2 separate regions of the Mus musculus genome follow, and region 1 is linked to region 2. A link is a loop called in an ENCODE intact Hi-C map of the cell type or tissue named here. Cell type or tissue: gastrocnemius. All regions are shown on one strand. Each heading gives the region's core, and the rest is flanking DNA. Links, peaks and the distances in the headings are about the cores only. Region 1 overlaps Mettl16 (methyltransferase like 16). Region 2 overlaps Ccdc92b (coiled-coil domain containing 92B).

Evidence for each region. A loop is a pair of places that touch in the nucleus more often than their neighbours do. Peaks named below come from ENCODE experiments on the same cell type or tissue, not always from the same donor. Only the 100,000 strongest peaks of a DNase experiment are listed, where the experiment ranks them.
Region 1: it touches region 2 in a loop (4-fold over the local background); 9 of 42 quality-filtered maps call a loop at or near these places.

What each region holds. Positions count from the first base shown.
Region 1 is chr11:74,808,642-74,811,454 of GRCm38, forward strand. All of the region lies in intron 8 of Mettl16 (methyltransferase like 16), which reads left to right. Among named protein-coding and RNA genes, the nearest start is that of Mnt, 21 kb to the right of the region's middle. In gastrocnemius, for the core only: a CTCF peak has its summit at 1,656 (motif pointing right); no DNase peak of the experiment used is centred there.
Region 2 is chr11:74,633,440-74,636,252 of GRCm38, forward strand. It overlaps Ccdc92b (coiled-coil domain containing 92B), which reads left to right. Exons shown (of 4, transcript NM_001013784.1): 3 at 1,802-1,849. Among named protein-coding and RNA genes, the nearest start is that of Gm50590, 14 kb to the left of the region's middle. In gastrocnemius, for the core only: a CTCF peak has its summit at 1,221 (motif pointing right); a DNase peak (open chromatin) is centred at 1,224.

The sequences.
Region 1 (2,813 bases), core at 154-2,653, 180 kb after region 2:
TGTGCAAGTTCCTATGGTAACTTGTGATTTCTCTTATCTTAGGCCTCTTAACTTGTTTCTGTTGGTGCTGAATGCTGAAAATTCTAATTCAAGCAATTCAAGTGCTAACACTAAGCCCACTGCTGTTGTCTGGACTCATTTTAGCAACAAAAAGACAGTGCTAATGTTGGTAGAATTTTTGTGTCAACATTTCTGACTGATGAGGACATGGGGAAGCAGTGTAAGGCTGTTCTCCATAGAATGGCTGACAAGTCCCTTTTAGAGCCCCTTTCCCCAGGTCTCTAATTCTGCAAGGTGGGGCATTAGCTCTATTTTGCCTTCAGGAAGTTTGATGTTGGTGAAGGATACGGTAGAGAGTGACACATAGTTGTAGTAAACTGTGTACTGTTGATATGAACATTGCCCAGGAAGCAATACTGGTTTATAAAGTATTCACAGGGCTGGGGGAGTCAAGTGCTCAGTGGTTGCAAGTGCTTATTGTTCTCTCAGAGGACCTGGGTTAGGTTCCCAGCACCCATGTAACAGCTCACAAACACCTGTACGTTTCATTGTAGGGAAACCCACACCTTTTAGTCGCCATGGGCACCAGCATGCATATAGAAAGAAGTACATGCATACATGCAAGGCATTTCCCTTAGCCTGGGCTACCCCATATAGCTTATTAACAAGGCTTTTATGATTAGATGGAATGATTTAAAATAAAAATTTGTGGGTTTTTTTTTTGTGTTTTCTGGCTATACTCTATAGATTTTGTTTTGTTTTAGGATTTATTTTTAACTATGTGTGTTGGGAGTTATGTGTACAAAAGGGAATGTGCCCACAAAGGCCAGAGGAATCAGATACCCAGGAGCAGGGGTTACAGGCAGTTGTGAGCCTTTTAAGGTAGGGAGTTGAACTCCTCAGAAAGAGTAGCATCTCCTCTTAACTCCTCAGCCATCTCTACAGCCCTGGTGGTTTTGGTTTTTAGGTTTGTTTTTGTTTTTTAATTGAGACATAGTCTCACTATGCAGCCTCGGATGGCCTGGCTTGCTATGTTAAACAGGCTGACCTTGCCTCCTGAGTGCTAGGATTAAAGGCATACACCAAGTTCGCTTTAGATTTTCTTTCTTAGAAAAATGTTTTTATTTATTGAGATTAGAGAGGTAGCTCAGCAGTTAACACCACGACTGTTTTTCCCAAGATTTGACTCCTAACATCCAAATGAGGCGGCTCACAACTGTCTTTATAATTCCATTTTCTAATGCTCTGACATCCTCTGGCCCCAAAGCACCTGCATACATGTGGTAACACATAAATTCACATAGACATACCCACACAAATCTTTAACATTATATATGTGTGTGTGTATACATATGTATATATATTGTTGGTGAGCACATGCATGTATATGTATATGGGGTCAGAGGAAAACTTGTTGGAGCCAGTCCTCTCTTCCAACTTGAGCTCCCCCCCCCCTTTACCCCATAGTCAGGCTTGTGGAGCGCTACCTGTACTTGCTGAATCAACTAGACAGGCCCCTTCATAGATTTTCTTTTTTAATGGATTATGGTTCTTGTGGTCTCACAGCTCACACCACTGAGAACACATCCTTTCTATGTCTCTTTTTTAGAAATATTATTTAATATATATAAATACAATGTAGCTGTCTTCAGATATACCAGAAGAGGGCATCAGATCCCTCTTCTGATACAGATGGTGAGCCACCATGTGGTTTCTGGGAATTGAACTCAGGACCTCTGGAAGAGCAGCTACTGCTCTTAACCACTGAACCATCTCTCCAACTCCTTCCCCCTCTTTTAAATAATTTATTTAATTTTATTTTATGTGCATTGGTGTAAGATTGTCAGATCTCTTGGAACTAGAGTTACAATCAGTTGCCATGTGGTTGCTGGGAATTGATCCTGGCTCCTCTGAAAGGGAACACAGTCCTCTTAGCTGCTGAGCCATCTTGCCCAGCCCCTTCATAGATTTTTCAAGACAGATATTTGAAGGATTCTAAGCACATGTCTCAGGGTTGACAGCTGGAATTTGGGGGTGAACATCAATTTGGGAGCTGGAGAGATGGATCAGCAGTTAAGAGCACTGACTAGAGGAGCTAGAGAAAGTAGCCAAGGAGCTAAAGGGATCTGCAACCCTATAGGTGGAACAACATTATGAACTAACCAGTACCCCGGAGCTCTTGACTCTAGCTGCATATGTATCAAAAGATGGCCTAATCGGCCATCACTGGAAAGAGAGGCCCATTGGACACGCAAACTTTATATGCCCCAGTACAGGGGAACGCCAGGGCCAAAAAGGGGGAGTGGGTGGGTAGGGGAGTGGGGGTGGGTGGGTATGGGGGACTTTTGGTATAGCATTGGAAATGTAAATGAGCTAAATACCTAATAAAAAATGGGAAAAAAAAAAAAAAAAGCACTGACTACTCTTCCAGAAGTCCTGAGTTCAATTCCCAGCAACCACATGATTGTGGGGCATTGGGCTAATACACAGACAGGCTGGTATCCATCCAGTCAAGCTGAGATGTTGAACTCCGGGACCCGGTGGTGATAATTCACCTACATGGGACAGAAGGAGTTCTCTCATGTCTCCTGGACCCTGGCTCCTGTCAAAGTTACCGCCCCCTCAGCCCCCACAAGAGAAGAGTGGTCATTAGTCATGTAGGCAATGCCCCAAGCTTCTGACCTTCAGGCTAGACTCCTCCCCAGTTACCTAGCAACAGAAAAGATAGCAGCATACTTTAAGAGGAGCTGTTTGGCTCCTCCTCACTCTCACTCCTCTCCTCTTTGTCTTCTCCTCTCCTCTCTCTTCCTCTC
Region 2 (2,813 bases), core at 279-2,778:
TCCAGACAGGCATGATACAGGAGGCGCTGAGAGTTCTTCATCTTCATCTGAAGGCTGCTAGCAGAATACTGACCTCCAAGCAGCTAGGATGAGGGTCTTAAAGCCCACACCCACAGTGACACACCTACCTCAACATGGCCACACCTACTCCAACAAGGCCACTCCCTGGGCAAAGCATATTCAAACCATAACACATCTCAAAAAAAGAAAAAAAATGGGGGAGTGGGTCCTACTTGGGGTTCTGTCTCCAAATCTTAAGCCCTGTGGTTAATGGTTGAAAGAAAACCGCCCTAGAGAAGTTAGTGGCAAAGCCAAGGTCCCTTAGGCCATTTCATAGGCCTTGGAGGAAGGGCAAGTTGGTCCCCAAGAGTCCTAAGGGTAGAGGCATCAGAGGGCTCCCAGTGGCCCCAGGGAGAAGGTTCAGGCTCCGGCCATAGCTAAGGTACTCTCTTGTGTCCCAGCAACAAGTGGCCTCCCCAGAGAATACAGTTCTAGCAAACTCTGGTCCCTAAGAGCATTTTGAGGATAGAGGAAGGGTAGGCCAAGGGCACAAGCCTGACTGTAGGTATGCTGGGCACTACTCCCAGAGATGTGCCACTTTCTTCGGGCTCGAAACTTTATCCCTGGGGGGCTGGAGAAATGGCTCAGCAGTTAAGAGCACTGATTGCTCTTCCAGAGGTCCTGAGTTCAATTCCCAGCAACCACATGGTGACTCACAACCATCTGTAATGAAATCTGATACCCTCTTCTGGTGTGTCTGAAGACAGCTACAGTTTATTCATCACATAAAATAAATAATTCTTTAAAAAAAAAAAAAAAAAAAAAAACACCTTTATCCCTGAAGGTACATGCAAGTGCTCCTAGTAGGCCCTCTTGACTCCCGGCTCCCTGCTGTCCTTTTCCCTGCATACTATCCCCAGTCATGTCCAAACTGGAACCCAGAGCAGAAGTTCTAAGCATCTGTCTGTCACTGAGCTGTAAACCCCTGAACCCTTGTTGTTCTAAGCTCTGGGAGTTGGGGCTGAAAATTGCTATCACACAGTTGCTCTGAGAGATGAGGCATTGGGGGCACCAAAGAATAAGTATAAGGAAAATAAGTTCTTTTTGGGTGCCCAGGAAGAACTTGTTCCTATGCCAGAGACCTTGGTGATGGCATTCCTTAGCTTGGTGCCCCTGAGGAGCCCCTCCCCTGCAACACCAAACCAAAGGCTGGTATATTGTCCACCACTAGATGGCACTGTTCTCCTTGAGCCCTTCTTGCCTGGTGGTCAAATGGGGTTTGGGAAACTACAGAGATCTTCAGGCGGTAATACAAGTACAATCCTGGCCATGAAATTAGTGTCACATGAATAGCTCCTGCCTATTTCTGTTGCCTCCTAAGCATTTCTTGGCATTGTGGCATTCATCAGTCAACTAAGCTTGCATGAGCCACGACCCTGTGTTTACAAGAGTCCTCCACAACCATCTAAACTGGCGTCATATCATCCCTTAAAACAGGCAAATACTCCCTCATCCCCAAAACAAGACAGGCTCTTCTGTCCACAGAGGTGGTCTCTGTTCCCCATCCTAGGAACAAAACCTTTGCTGGAAAGATCCCTGGGCCTAGAAACCCAGGCCTAGGCTCTGCCTTTAGTAGGGCTCTTTCCCTGGCTGGGATGTAAGGTAGTTGTTGTAGGTAGTTGTAGGCGGTGGTGTAGTTGATGCCTATGGATCTGTTCTTCTTTAATGGAGTTCTGATTTTTTTATCTGACATGCACACCTACTTGTGCACACACAAACTCCTCTATTCTCTCTTCCCTAGAGCTGACCCACGACCTGGAGATGAGAGAGGTCCAGTCTCACCAACAAGGTAAGAAAAATAGCTCTGGGCTGTGGCGGGAGGCACAGAAGGTTGAGTTTCTGCAAGCACTCTTTTTTTTTTTTTAAGATTTATTTATTTATATGTAAGTACACTGTAGCTGTCTTCAGACACTCCAGAAGAAGGAGTCAGATCTCATTAGAATGGTTGTGAGCCACCATGTGGTTGCTGGGATTTGAACTCCAGACCTTCGGAGAGCAGTCGGGTGCTCTTACTCACTGAGCCATCTCACCAGCCCTCTCCAAGCACTCTTAAAATGTCTTATATATTAGTATGGAATGGGACACATGGAAGCCTGAGAGTTTCTGGGAGTCAGTCAGCTCTCTGCTTCTAACAGTTGGGTCCCAGGGATCAAACTCAGGTCTTCAGACTTGACAGCAAGCACCTTTACCTGCTGAGCCCTCTTGCTGGACCACATTTGACTACTCACTATGTTGTCAAGGATGGCCTTGAACTCTGCAACTTCCTGCCTTTGCCTCCAAGAGCAAAAAAGGAAGCTGCCCAACACTGACCTCTGGCTTCCACAGTGACACAACAAACATAAACATATACACACACTGCACACACATACAAACACATAAATGACATAATGAAATTTTAAAAGATTTTTAAGTCTCACTTGGGCCGGGCATGTGCTACACATCTTTAATCCCAGCACTCAGGAGGCAGAGGCAGACAGATCTGTAAATTGTAGGCCAGCCTGGTTTACGAAATAAATTCCAATATATCCGGGGCTACATAAAAGACCCTGTCTCAAAACAAAAATGAGGAGGTGCTGTAGCAGTACTGAGTGACAAGATTAGGTCCAGATTTAATGTAGGAAAGAAGAACGTCAGCTGGGAGACCTGGAGCTGGGTCGTCGGGCTACCTCCATGTTCTAGCAGTCTTCAGAGGACTCTGGTAGAATCGCTCAAGAGAGGCAGAGGGGTGCCTGAGGCTTCAAACAGTTTCTTCA